Linked DNA regions of Homo sapiens: region 2 is linked to region 1. Evidence: chromatin contacts called from ENCODE Hi-C or POLR2A ChIA-PET data. All regions are on one chromosome and are shown on one strand. Each heading gives the region's core, a stretch centred on a gene start or an enhancer-like site at or near the end of the contact. The rest is flanking DNA. Distances are from core to core; before and after follow the strand shown.

Region 1 (7,589 bases), core at 5,090-7,589:
TTTCAGCCTTTAAGTTCTCTGTTTTTCTTGTAGAGCAGCCTTGCTAATAAATTCTGTTTTTGTTTATCTGGGCATGTCCTAATCATTTCTGAAGGATAGTTTTGCTGGAAATAGAATGCTTATTTGATAGTCATTCACTTTCAGCACTTGGAATACATCATCCCACTGTTTTCTACACTCCATAGTTTCTGATGAAGATCCCTAGTACACGAGTCACTTCTCTCTTTGCTTCCAAGATGCTTTGGTACACAGTGTGATTTTGTATCCAGGCACGGATCTCTTGAGTTTATACTACTTAAGGTTCATTGAGCTTCTTGGGTATGTAAATCAATGCTTTTCATCAAATTTCAGTCTTTGGCCATTATTTTTTTTTAAAATATTCTACCTCTTTCTCTCCTCTCGTCTGGGACTCCAATTATGCATATATTGGTATGCATGATGGTGTGCCACAGCTCTCTGAGGCTCTATTCATTTTTCTTTATTCTTTTTTCTGTTTCTCAGACTAGATAGAGTTCCTCTCATGAATTTTTCATTTCAGTTATTGTATTTTCAACTTCATGATTTATATTTGGTTCTTTTAAAAATAATTTTTCATTTTCTATTTAGTGAGACATTTTCATACTTTTAGTTCTTTACACATTATTTTTCTTTAGTTCTCTGAACCTATTTAAAATAGCCAATTTAAAGTCTTCATCTAAAAATCCAATGTCTAGACTTCCTCAGGTGTCTATTTTTTATTCCTCCCATGTATGGAACATACTTTCTTCTTTATGTGTCTCATAATTTTTCTGTGGAAAACTGGACATTTCAAAGAACAATGTGGCAACTCTGGAAATCATACCTAGCTTTTTATTTCCTTGCTAAGGGTTTGATGTACTTGCTGGGTTTTTGGCTTGTTTAGTGACTATTCTGAACTAATTCAGTAAAGTCTATATTCTTTATAGTGCGTGGATACTGAAGTCTCTGCTAGGGTTGTTTAGTGGTCAGCTAATGATTGGACAGAAATTTCCCTAAATGCCACTAAGGGAGTTTTCTTACTGTGCTACATCTCCAAGTCTGTGCTAAGGGCTCTGGGTGCATGTTGGAGCACCCCTTCAACACTGAGCCAGGAAGACGACAGGAAGGAAGCTGCCTTTGGCCTCACTTTCTGCTTGTGTGTCAGGGTCAACCGATGGTGACAGCTCAAGATGTTCTTAAGTCTTTCCTGAGCAGGAGTATAACCCTTGGCATATGCAAAGCTCTACACATACACATGACCATCTGAATTCCCAAGAATACCAGAGCTTTTCAAGGTCCCTATGGACATCTCATTCCCAAGCTTTTCCTTTTACGTTTTTGGTTAGCCTATTGTCTGCTCCAAAGCTTAGCCACCACTTGAGGCAACCACAAAATTAACCAATTGCCTCTGAGTCTCTCTTGACTAATGTCCCTGGGAAAAAGGCTTTTCACACCTGGCAAGCTCCAATCCGGTAAAATAAAGACAGTCTTGCAAATGAGGTCTTCCAGGGACCTGCCTGCCAGGTCAAATAATGACAATTCTCTGGGAATGAGGCTTTGAAGGAGTTCTAACCCCATTCTGCCCCCTCTAGTGGCTTCCAGGCTGCTACTTTTCACCTTCATTGTATACTGTTGGTTTTCAAGGATACAACAGAGACGGAAGGGGGAGATAGGAATAGGGCAAGTTAAAACACCACAAAACTCGTTGTTCGTATCGAGATTCAGCCATTTCTCTTGAATAAATACTCCACCATTGACATTCTGAGCATTCACATGGTTCAAGCTCAATTATTCTATAAACTGCAGTAACTGAGAGAGGCAACCAAATTGGATAAAGTATGAGTTTTTAGCCACACTCCAAATGAATGTTGCCATAATTTTTCAGAGGCCTGGATTTCATTATGTATCTATTTTAAAAATCTTGGATCATTTAGACTCAAAAATCACAATAAGAAACAAAACCTGATATTCTTTAACACAGGTAGCAAAGATAATCCACACTTGAGTGGAAAAAAGTCTGGCTAACCCTTGAAAGTCTCTTAATTACATACAGAAATAATCTCCGAATGCTACACCTTCTGCCCATCCACCACACTCGCTGCCAGTACCTTCTGTCTCCAAAGTACAAGGGGACCACACATACAGTCATACTTCAAAGGCTGTGAAGCAAGCTCTTTTCCTGACCGAGAGAATGTCAGTCACTTGGCTATGATCAATTCCTTTCCTAGAGACACCGGCATCACTTTCAGATCTATTAGCTGATGACACAAGGAGGTAGCTCCTCACTGTAGGCACAGTGAAACTTGAATGATTTTTTTTTGAGACGGAGTCTCGCTCTGTTGCCCAGGCTGGAGTGTAATGGCGTGATCTCAGCTCAATGCAACCTCTTCCTGCCGGGTTCAAGCAATTCTCCTGCCTCAGCCTCCCGAGTAGCTGGGACTGCAGGTGCGCGCCACCACGCCTGGCTAATTTTTTGTATTTTTAGTAGAGATGGGGTTTCACCATGCTGGCCAGGCTGGTCTCAAACTCCTGACCTCAGATGATCTGCCCTCCTCGGCCTCCCAAAGTGCTGGGATTATAGGCATGAGCCACTGCCGAGACTTGATTTTTAGATAGACATAGAGCTAGTTTCAAAAATACAAACTTTATAAAAACCCCCTTTGTTTGAAGAAAAGGCAAGATATTCACTGAGTTTCTGGGAAATGTAGGAGAACCTCAATAGAAGCAAGCAGGAGTGAATGAAAACCACAAAAATGAAGGCATAATAAAACAGGCAGGGTAATGTAAGGATCCATTTAAAGAAGAGTCTTAAAGAGAGTGTGTTTATGAGTCTGTGAAATGAATTTACATCTCAAATTTTATCAGGTTGCAACATTAGTGTTGGTCCAGTTAGAAATCCATGTTCATAAATCATCTTAATAAAAATGTTTTTATTTATGCTGAGGCAATGTATTGTGTTTAAGTACTTTATAGCAAAGATTAGAATTTCTGATTTTTCATTCAGGAAAGGGAAAAACCTTTACTACTACTAATTTTAAAAATTGGCTTTGAAAGTCCCCACAGACTACAAAATAGTTACATATTTTAGAGAAAATTATATGCAGAGCCTCATAAGCCAACTGGTATTGAAGCCTTTTTTTCCCCCTAGACTGTAAAGATTTTAATTCGTAATGCTCAACGTAAAACAGAAGTGAGAGGTACATTACACTAGTCGGACAAGCTGGAATGTGAAAGGTCTTAGTGAGGCACGGTGACCAAAAGATGTTTAATGTACACCTCACTTTTCCAGAAGAGAAGGGTCAGGTAACAAAGAAGTTCATCACTCTTATCCGTTAGCCAGAGTGGATCCTCCACCCAAGCCAGGGTTCTTTTGAATAGGGATCATTTAATTATTATGTATTTTAAGAATGTGCTCAAAACATGTATTAACTGAAGATGCAGCATTTCATCCACACAATGTTATGTAATTAAGGTTTTTGGTATGATAACAATTGGACATACTGAAGAACACTGATAGGGTAATCCACTAAAATCGGCCCCCTTTGCACTACTTCATAGGAAGGCCTATGCTCATGAGGCTATCCTGGACTTTAAAACTTATCGCTAACCACACAAGAGTTCACTGAAGTAAACTTACCTGAACAGAGATGATACTTTCCAAGTAGCTCACTTTTTTTGCATTACTATTATTGTGTGAATACTTTTCTACCTAGTGTAACTGTTGCTCAAGAAAACAACATATATAATAACTTCAGATTTGCTTTTCTGCAAAGCTTTGGACACAATTCAAATATATAGCATGTAGGCAAATTTTCTCCAGTTGGTAAGACTCCTTTATAGTATCAAAAGATTAAGAATGACATCGATAAATCCAGCATAAAATTTCCATAATGAACAGCACCAGGGAAACCACTTAAGTTCCACTTCTCATCAATTAAGTTCAGGTGCTGTACCCAAGGATTAAGGTTGAGACTGCCCAAAGGTTGTCTGCCCAGCCCACTGCTGTTGTTTAACACACCGTAGTTCATAATAGGTAGAGAAAGAATGCCTGGATTGTAAGCATTTTTGTAAAATTTCAAACAAGGTAAAACTAATGTATCACCTTATCACAATGAGAATCCTGAATACCAAGTTAGCACATTTCATAGCTCCATTCCATGACATATGATTGTAGAGGATGAAATAGAAAAATGTAGCAAGACATTTACTGTCACTTAAATCATAGGTAGCAGTCACTTAGGCCTGAAGCACAATTGTGAAGTTTCATGCCACATTTTCACCAGCTAACTTATATACATGTAGAGGTTATGTTAAACTTCAATTATTCCAAAGGATGAAAGTGTTACATTTTGATACAGATCTTCAGTTCCTATTTTACTATAAGCCTTTGAAATGTTAAGGCTGAATAGACCAAGATATGAAAAGGGACAAGAGGAAGTAAGAACAGTGCAGATACAGTGGGAACACACGGTAACTTTCTGCCTTCTCCATTCTACGTGGACGGTGTGCTTTCCGGGCAGCAGGTGTTGTGACTGTAAAAAGATCACACATTTGTCAGTAACTATGTAGGATTTTTGGCACTGTTAAGAGCGTAGCATTATAAAGTCAGGGCAGCTAATAAAAATTCCCTCAACCAAATTTTTGATAAGTCTGAAATTAAAAAAAAATAATTTTTCTACCAAGCAAATTCTTGGTTCTCCATTCAGCCCTGCCTTTTAGAAAACTTACATCATTAAAAAACATTTTAAAAAAAGAATCACTTCACAGCAAGCAGATGAACATCTGGCAGCAAAGCAACATTAAAATGCCATCCTTTGAAAGGAAGAGCAAATACGTGACTTCTTCATGAAGAGTTCTTTCTGGCAGGGTGGAGGCTCACAGACTTTCTGTTTATGGACTTTTGCAGAAGTCGAAGGCTGAATTTGGACCTGCTTTTCCTGTATTTTCTCAGTTGCATCTGGGCAGTAAGCTAAGTATACAAGAAACGAGGGCCAACATGAAGACAGTGTGGTGCACCAGGTGACGAAGTAAATGTGCACGGGCTGTACTTTGAATCATCCTGTTAAAAACCAGTAGTGGGCCGGGCGCGGTGGCTCACGCCTGTAATCCCAGCACTTTGGGAGGCCGAGGCGTGCGGATCACGAGGTCAGGAGATCGAGACCATCCCGGCTAACACGGTGAAACCCCGTCTCTACTAAAAATACAAAAAATTAGCCGGGCGTGGTGGCGGGCGCCTGTGGTCCCAGCTACTTGGGAGGCTGAGGCAGGAGAATGGCGTGAACCCGGGAGGCGGAGCTTGCAGTGAGCCGAGATCCCGCCACTGCACTCCAGCCTGGGCGACAGAGCGAGACTCCGTCTCAACAACAACAAAAAAAAACCAGTAGTGGAAGTAGCTGAAGCCTTTCACATGTGACAAAAATATTTCAAAGTCAGTATAAACTGAATCATAAACCCATCAAAAAAGAACACGGAGGTCTTATTTCAATGTGTGTTTTCTCCCCCTTTCTCATTGTATGGAAACTTTATATTGAGAAAGAAAAAAATCAGATCTTGTAAAGCTTCAAATATTCCTCAAATTCTTCTCATATAAAAAAAATCTTATCAGGAAATTTAAAAACTTCAAAAATCATTTTTCTGCAAACACTTTTAAAAAACAGGAAGTGTATTTCATTACAATCTACATTTTTGTTTTTAAAATCCCTCACAAAAGTCTGTTGCTACACTGTAGAACGTATAAACAAGGCTGGAACTTTCCAGAGGGTGTGTGCTCTGGGACCCTCACTGAGCCTCCATGGGAGCCTCACTTTGCTGCCAACTCAGGCGCCCCACCCTGCTACTCAAGACCATTGAGGCCACGGGGTTTGCTGAAACTCCTCAAAAACTGACAAGTTTCCACTGGAGACACTGTGGAGAACATGGTCTCAGGGAAATAACTCTCTGGGGAAAGCAAGGGAGGGGAGAGGAGAGGAAGCATCACTGAAGGTATGTGTGTTCAAAAGGGAATCTGGCTAGATGATCAAGTCACTGTTCTCCAAGGACCGGAAACTTGCTTTAAATTAGATTTGGGGAGGCCCATCAATCTAAATGGTTTCTGTAAAAGACACACTCACATAAAAAGGAAAAACACAGAAGACAAATGGGTCCTTAATTTGGGGGAGGATATATTCCAACTTGGGGGAAGGGTGAAGGCATTTTAGCTCTGAAGCTCAATCATGACATTTCTAGAGAGTTCTGCAGTGCCCCCGCATTGGACAGGACAGGATGGAAGAGTGTGCTGGACTGGCTGGATTCCCCAGTGTCAAGCTGGCAGCGCTCCTGAGGTTCTTGAGTGTTTATCAACTCAGCAGGTCAAAAGTCTGCAGACACTGGGTGGAGCAGCAGTAAGCCACAAAACTAACAGTTGTCTTCCTGGAAGGGGAAAAAGGGAGAGAAGAACGCTGTGAGTTCAAGATTAAAGTCTCTGATTCTTTCTGCTGGAAACTTTTTTCTTTGTTAAAATGGAGGATTAGCCATGGTCAACAAACTGCATAATAGAAATTTAAATTTCCTTTTCAAACTGAGCACTGGAATCAGGTGAAGTATGTACATGTGAATGTTCATTTTATTTATTTATTTTTTGAATGTTCATTTTAATAGCAGCGTTCAGAAGATATATTATCCCTAAAGTAGAAACTAAGAAAAAAAAAAAAAACAAATGCCTTTTCCACATTACGTTTCGAACTCTGCTTTCTAGAACCAACAACGCAATCACAGAATTGAAGTCCATTATAAAAATCATGTAACAGAAAATGTCTCCAATTTAGCCAGAACACATATATACCACAGAGCTTAAACAACATAATTTTAAGGAATTTATCCTACAAATGTACGCATACACATAGGTTGCTCGTAGAGGTCATTTCAGAATCTGAATAATACAGTTCAAAGGTCTTCCCACATATCAGAGGTTTGGGCACCTTTGTGCGTGAGTCATGAGCCCCAGGGGGCCTCTGACCCACTCTGGACAGCTCCAGCTATTAGATGCCTTGTTTTCCTGCCAGAAGTGCTATCCTCTGGTAGAGGGAGAAGACTCTCTTGTTGTTTCCACAAGACCCCCTGTGCTGATTGTTTTCTATTTCCTCACCCCCAACACAGTCCGCCTTTCCCTGTGGCCCAGGAAGGGGACCTCTGTAGACTTTACCAGCAAAGTTGCCTCAACTCTAGCTTCTGGTTAGGCCAGCGAGAGGCACCAGCAGGAGGCACCAGCAGGGGGCTGAAGGGCAGGAAGAAGGAAGGTTGAGTATTTCCACCCCACTCCCTCTCTACCTCTGGGACTGGAGCTCCTATCAGGCAGGCCCCCTTTGCTACCTCTGGTTCTCGCCAGGCTCCAGAGAGAGCTCCCTTTGCCCTTCAGGCCCAAGGATTAAGCATGGTAAGGGCTTCCTACTGCTGTGAGTCCCTGCGTGCCTCAGTATCCTTCTGGGTGCTCTCCACCCTGCCCAAACTTCAGCCAATTGTCCTTCTTCATTAATTTCTCTTCAAAGTCTCAGCCAAATGTGCATTTTGTTTTCCAGCCCTGATGAATACAGTATGTGTTATGAGAAGTGGCCCAA
Region 2 (6,698 bases), core at 1,476-3,975, 69 kb before region 1:
TTCTCATTTGGTTCTTCTTTTTATCTTCTATTTCTTTGCCTAGATTTTCTATTTTTCACTTGTTTCAGGTGTGTTTGTAATTGCTTTTTGAAGCATATTTATCATATTTGCTTATCATATTCTAACATTTCATCATCTCAGTATTGGTATATATTGATTGTCTTTTTCATTCAAATCGAGGTTTTGCTGGTTCTCAATAAGACAAGTGATTTTTGACTGAAACCTGGACATTTGGGGTATTATGTTGTGAAATTCTGGATTCTATTTAAACCTTCTGTTCCAGTTGGTTTCTTCTGAGATTGCTCCAGCAGCAAAAGTGGAGACACTGTGCTGTCTTGTTACTGCCAGGTGGAAGTAGAAGTTCATGTTCTCTACTTGTCCTTTATTAATGCCTGGGGAGGGGGGCGGGGGTGGGAAGATCCTTGTTCCTACTAGCCCAGAGTGGCAATTCTACCTCCCCACTAGGCTCCACTGATTCCACCCCTGTGGGAGACAGGGAGGGATGCCTCGTTATTCCTAAGTCCGGGCTCTCCGTGTATTCTCCATTGACGGTGCAGTGGCAGGAGCTAAACTGTTTTCCTCTATAATACTTGCTGTCAAAAATGAAGCTGTGACGAACATCTGTGCTCCAGTGGGAGGATCTAGAGTCTTAGAGGTAGAACTGCTGATAAGAGAAAATGCTTATGACGCTTTGAGAGCAGTGCTTTTCAAATTGGGCATTCCAGTGGGTGCTGGGGACTTCATGAGGGAGCATAGGGAGCTACACGGGTGTCAGGCAGGTGGGGATTTGGGTTCTCCACACTAATTCAGCAGGAGAGGCCTCCCTCTCCCCTGTCCCATTCACTCAGCTCTGAGCCAGATTTCATTTGAAACATTAGTTCCATGGCTGAAAAAAGAGAAAGCATTTGGAAACCACGGTGAAAATATCTGAGTTTCTCTCTATTTGTGGATGTCTGTGATGATATGAATCATAATCCATCCCAGCGACGTTTCTGAGGCTGCTTGGGGAAGGAGCCATGAACCGGAGTATAACTGGCTATAAGAGCCTTTGAAAATAATGAATTTGCCATCAGATTATCTTAAAATGCAAACCATCTTGTTGCATTTAAAACAGCATTTAATTTATAACAAAGCTAATTAACACATCATTTTTCAGACACATATCAATTATGCGAAACGAGGTGCACCTGTACTAAAATTCCTTGGTTCACTGATTCGAAGAAGAACATCAGCAAGAACATCAGCTCGGATGGGCCCTTAGAGAGCAACAATAGATTTGAAATAAGGGACAAGCCAGGAGGTTGCCGGGGGGCGGGTAGGGGGATAGTTGCAAAAATGTTCTGAACTTTAAAATAACGGTCCCTTGCAAACAGAAGTTTTTTCTCCAAAGTGTCTCTCCTCCAGATCTCCCATCTACCATTTCCACCCTGCATGTGAATCTCACTTCTAGAGGCAGCTGCCTCACGTTCAGCTTACGACACCTTCAGAAGCTTTGCTAATAAATGCATATCGAAAAAGCGTTCTGCCCATGGGGACCAATTTCTTTTTCCATCACCCGTGGCTTCTCAACATGAAATTAAAGGCAGAAGCAAGTAATTGCAGCTGGTGGCAGCTCCCAAGGTTTAGCTACTGCCAAGGGATCTGGTCCATGCCTCGTCCCCTCTGTTTCTCCCTCCTCTCATCCAAGGACCAAGCAAAATATGGGGCATGACCTGCAAGAAGGTGATCCTCCCAGCTAGAGCACAGCTCTCTGAGTAGCAGTTCTCAGGAAGCCTGTGAGCTAGCCCAGCCAGGGGCTTTTCCAGGCTTTGTCTCAAGTGCAGGGCTTGGAGAAGAATATTGCCAGCCTTCAGTCCCAACTCAGGACCATCAGTGACCTCATGGGGACCTCACTTTGGTGGGAGAGGTTGGAGGATGATGCTCTCCTCCCAGGGAAGTAAGCCTAAGGGCAGATTCCTCTCTCTGCCCTGGGGGAGAAAGTAAAAGGGAGGGAGGGCTTCTCACAGTGCCCATCTGGCCCTGTGGAGAGTTGCTGGTGACATTTCAGTCAGTCATCCAGTCAAACTCATGTGTACCAAAAAAAAAAAAAAAAAAAAAAAAAAAAAGGCAAGTAGAATGTGCCGAAGGCTTGGAGTCAAGGATAGCATCATGATTTTTGGCTTGAGCTAAGAAACGATGGAGTTGCTGAGATGTTGGGAGGCGTACATAGCTTTTGGGGGTAGAAATCAGGAGTGCAGGCTTGTCAGGGAGGCAGTTGGATTTATGACCCCAGATTTCAGGGGAGAGGGCTGGTCTGGAGATAGAAATGAGGGAGGCACCAGCTGGTTTGGACATTCTTTCCCCAACGGTTTCATACCTGGCAAGGCCTCACTCCCCACTGGTGGGTTGGGTGTGTTCTCCCCCACGGGCCCTGCCCACCTGCCCTCTCTCCCTGCGGAGAGGGGCCTCCCCTGGGGGCCCTCCACTCCTGCCAGCCGAGCTCCTGGGCTGGCGAGTTCTCTCTGTGCTCAGGCCCCAGACGGAACACCTTCTGATAAGATTCCCCAGCCCGCTCACGGCTGCCCACCCACTCCAGCCAAGTGTCACGGAAGGAATGTGGTGGCAGCTGGGCCCGAATCACAAGACAGAAACTCCCAGGACACGTAGGTCAAGCCAGGAAGTGCCTCCTGAAAGGGAGAAGCCCGGACAGGCCGTGCATGGGCGGGGGCTCAGAGGAAACCAGCGCCAGTGAGTCAGCCTGCAGTTCTGTTGGACAGAGTGTGGGCTGCCAGAGAAAACAAATTCCTCCAGCAGGTTTATCTCCTTGTGGAGGAGGCCTAATCAGCAGCACGAAGTGGCAAAGGAGGGAGGCCATATGCTCCTGACCTGGCTGAGCTGCCCATGCCCGGATTAGCTGGGTCAGCCAGGCCGAGCGCCTGGTTCCAGGATGGAGGCTCGCTTCTGGTGGGTCCTGGGTAGGGCAGAGGCCCCCGTACCAAGCCAGCCAGATCCATCCCATCCTAAACCCTCCAGGGGGATGGAGCTCCAACAGAAATGAGGAGGGGCAGAAAGGAGACAAATGAAAGCAAATGTGGGTGCAGAATTTCTGAGGTGCCACAGGAAACTTTCCACAGCCACATGCTGTGCTTTCAGTGGGAAATGTGTTAGGCTTGGCAATGCCAGGGAGGGCCACAGTGCAGGGGAGGTGAATGGTGGCTTCCGGATTTGTGCAGCGCACACTCTGCCCTGCCATCCCCGGGGCCCTGGATGGAAGGTCACAATTCTTTATCTATATGGCTTCAGTGATGTTAGGAGAGGCACATTCCCATCCTCAGCAGGTGCATTTGGAGAATCCATAGCACCTAAGAAAACAGGACAGGTGGGCCCTGCTCAGTGGAGCAAGTCACCTGCCCCTTAACAAGGACCACATGTAACCACCCTCAGTTCTTCCTCCACTCCTGCTTCCTTCTCCAGGGGTTCTCAGAGTGTGGCTCCCAGTCCGGCAGCACCAGCACCACCTGGGAACTTGATAGAAGTGCAAATTCTTGGGCCCTCCCAAGACCTGCTGGATGGGAAACTCTGGGGTGGGGCCTAGTTGTGTGTTTAATAGCCTCACCCCACCACCTTCCCCCAGGAAGAAGCATCTTTCTCCCCTACGCAGCCTGGGGACAGGCAGCTCTGGCCTTGGAATCACTAGGGGAACTTTTAAAAGTGCCCGTGCCTGGGTCTCACCCCTACAGATTCAGATTTCTCTGGTCTAGGTTTTAGCCTGGGCATCAGGATTTTTGGCTGTTTTGCAGGCTGAAAGTGCTTCTGTGTTCTGGGGTGCTGGGCTCAGGGTCATCACCTGGAACCACGAACCATGAGATGGAGGCTTGCACTTGACACCTTGCAGGTCTGACCCTCATGCCTGGGGAGACAGCTCAGCTCAAGAGAGGTGCTTGTCTTCGGCGTGCACCGGAATCATGCCTGGGGAGAGAGCTCAGCTCAAGAGAGGTGCTTGGTCTTCGGTGTGCACCAGAATCATGCCTGGGCTGTGAGGGGGGTGCCCAACCATGCAGATTCCTGGGAATCTTCCCCAGACATCCCAGTTTGGTAGGCCTGGAGTGGGGCTGGGGAGTGTGCATCGTGAGCAATGTCCTGGGTGATTCTGATGTGTGCTCAGGGATCTTCCCTTTGAGAGCCACAGAACAGGGACATCTGAATGAGGTTCTGCTTCCATCTCTACCACTCACCAGCCACAGGCCCCCAGCAAGCCCCTTCACCTATGGTTGCTTTGTGCGTAACTTGGGGAAAACAGCAGCCTCCCTGGACCCCTCAGCACAGTCCTGAGACCACATGGATCTGGGCAAGACTGGCCGCTGTGGATGGCAGGACAGACAGAAGGAACTGCTCGACTGTCCTCCGGCCACCTACAGTTGGCCTGCGTGGAAGGAGTAATACTTACTGAGACTGCCCAGCAGAGGTGGCGAGTGTCGTGGCCGAAAGACCAGGCCCAGAGTGCGTGGGTGCCACTCGCAGCTCCCAGCAGCCGCAGGGAGGGGGCTGTGGGTCCCAGGCAGGCTTTGGGGTGCAAGGCAGGAGAAGGGGCAGGCCCTGAGGTCCCAGGAGCTGGATCTGAGACCAAGAGGCTGCAGGCGCCAGGGAGCTCCTGTTTTCTGATGGGCTTCATGACCTTTGAGACTTCAAGTTCTGTTCAGCTGCCCCTGACCACAGCCGACCACAGCCACTGAACCTGACAGGAGTTTCGTTTTCTTATAGAGCAAGTCCAGAAGCAGGCAGGGCTGGTGGAGCCACATGAGGAAGTGCTGGGGATCCAGGCTCCTTTGAGCATCCGGCTCTGCCATCCCAAGCATAGACTCTGTCCTCAGAGTCGCCAGATGGCCACCCCCAGCCGGACTCCGCTTCTGCATTCAGGCAGGAAGCAGCGAGGAGACAGGGCGGTGGCTGTGTCTGGAACACCACACTTCCCCAGGCGTCCCGGCACCCTGCCACGTGCAACTCACTGGTCAAACTGGATCCCCTCCAGGTCTCAGCTTGGGGGAAAGCTGAGAAATGTGGCTGCCTGGAACAAAAACCAGGTGGTGAGGTGGGAGGTGGAGGCGGGGCAGGAGCGGAGTGGGCTCCTGTCTGGTCTCAGTGGACTCGATGCTCCTTGCCACCTTGGCCACACACAGCAGGGTCACAGTGACCCCACTCCCAGATGGCCACCGGGCAGAACAGGGCCTCCTGCTTCTCGACACTGGACTCACAAAGCCTATAACATATCCCCTGGCTAGAAAGAGCTCACTGAAGTCATCACAGCCAAGCAGTGTGACCTGGGATGCGTCTCTGTGCCCAAGAGCCATGGTTCCCCTGACATTCCCGACTACCCGTGGTGCTTCTAGGAATCAAGTGAGGATACGATTGTGAGAACAACTGAAGGGTTAAAAGGCTGGTAGAAGTACAGAGGATGAAGCCCTGACTCAACCATTGCCCACCTCCCTTCTTCCTCATCATCCCTCAATTCAGACCTAGGTAGGATTTGCCTCTGACCAGGTAGGATTTGCACTCTCACCCTCTTCAATTCTGTTGCTACCACGGGGCGCTCGTGTCTCCCTCCAGCAGTCACTGGCTCTGGAACGAGGGTCCGATGTCTCTGTGTCCCGCACACCGCCAGGCCCTGCGATTAGGTGGCAGGGCCTCTGCCCTGCTCCAGGCCGCATGGGTGTCTGAACTTGGCCGTCTCGTGGCCTTTCTCAATTAGCATTTCTTCACCTGTACAGAGGAGATAATAATGTTGCCTCAACCCAGGTGGAGGCTAGGAGGAAAGGCAAACAAAAGACCTAGCAATGGCAAACCTAAACAGCCCTGGAAATGCTTCATAATCAAAATGTTTTCTCCCTCTTTTGAAAGCAGAAATGGAGGGAGCATGTGAAGGATGGACAGAGGGGAGATGGGTCACTGCTTCCCTGGGCAGAAGGAGAGAGGAGGAGGAAAGGGGGAGGTGGGTTGCTGGAGGCAGGTCGGGAGGGGGCTGGGAGCAGCCCCTCTGTGAGGCTGTGAGGTGCATGAGAAGGGACCGGGTGGCCAAGGGACACTGCCACTCCACTCAGCAGGTATGTGCTCCAAGGCATTGTGTTACTACATGATTTTCAGGACACTGAGGGTGAGATGTCCCTCTCTGGGCTCTGCATGGTGGCCACCAGCTTCATAGGGGTGCTGGATGGGAGAGGACCGTGGGCATGACTCAATTCCACTTATTTAGGGGCAAGGAGGGCAGAGAGTGTCTAGAACCTCTGAGCAGGGAATTTGGGTTGCCACAGTGATCAGAGCCCCACTGCTGGGGCCTCCTCCTGGGGTGACCTGGAGGTTGTCCCAAGACCCTGCCTTCACCTTCACAGCCAAGAGGTTCAAACGGGGTTCATGAGACAGAACCGGCCTTCTGAAGGAGGACTCCAACGTCCTCTCCTCCCAATGCACAGTTTCATTCTTGGTTTTATAATGGCAAGTCTCTGGGTGCACAGGCTCCTGCAAGTCGGGCTCTGAGCTTTCTGGCTCGTCACAGGGAAGTCATAACCTTTCCACAGACACAGGTGTCAGCGTTCCTTTTGCACATCCTCTAGCTTAGGGGGAAGGAGCGGGAAGCTGAGGCTGAGGCTTGTGATTATGCAACCAGGAAAGGGCTGCTCTAGTGCCGAAAATAAGGGTTTGGAGCTCTGCTCTTAGACAGAAGGCTC

Evidence for each region. A loop is a pair of places that touch in the nucleus more often than their neighbours do. ChIA-PET counts read pairs that join two places held with the same protein, here RNA polymerase II (POLR2A). Pooled maps may share reads with other maps.
Region 2: a pooled map shows a loop between it and region 1 (2.0-fold over the local background). The contact joins two enhancer-like sites. A Hi-C loop is called at or near these places in 5 of 50 pooled maps. POLR2A ChIA-PET finds 5 or more read pairs at or near these places in 2 of 52 experiments (HEK293 and OCI-LY7).

The regions. Positions count from the first base shown.
Region 1 is chr15:99,384,846-99,392,434 of GRCh38, reverse strand. LRRC28 (leucine rich repeat containing 28) reads right to left here. Exons shown (of 10, transcript NM_144598.5): 10 at 1,706-6,405. The coding sequence ends at 6,333. Among named protein-coding and RNA genes, the nearest start is that of LINC02244, 14 kb to the left of the region's middle. Within about 2 kb of position 6,339, at least 10 of the 41 ENCODE cell types and tissues checked have a DNase peak (open chromatin) inside an H3K27ac peak, as active enhancers do.
Region 2 is chr15:99,451,123-99,457,820 of GRCh38, reverse strand. No RefSeq gene overlaps it. Among named protein-coding and RNA genes, the nearest start is that of LINC03080, 19 kb to the right of the region's middle. RefSeq lists an enhancer at 4,584-4,893. Within about 2 kb of position 2,725, at least 30 of the 41 ENCODE cell types and tissues checked have a DNase peak (open chromatin) inside an H3K27ac peak, as active enhancers do.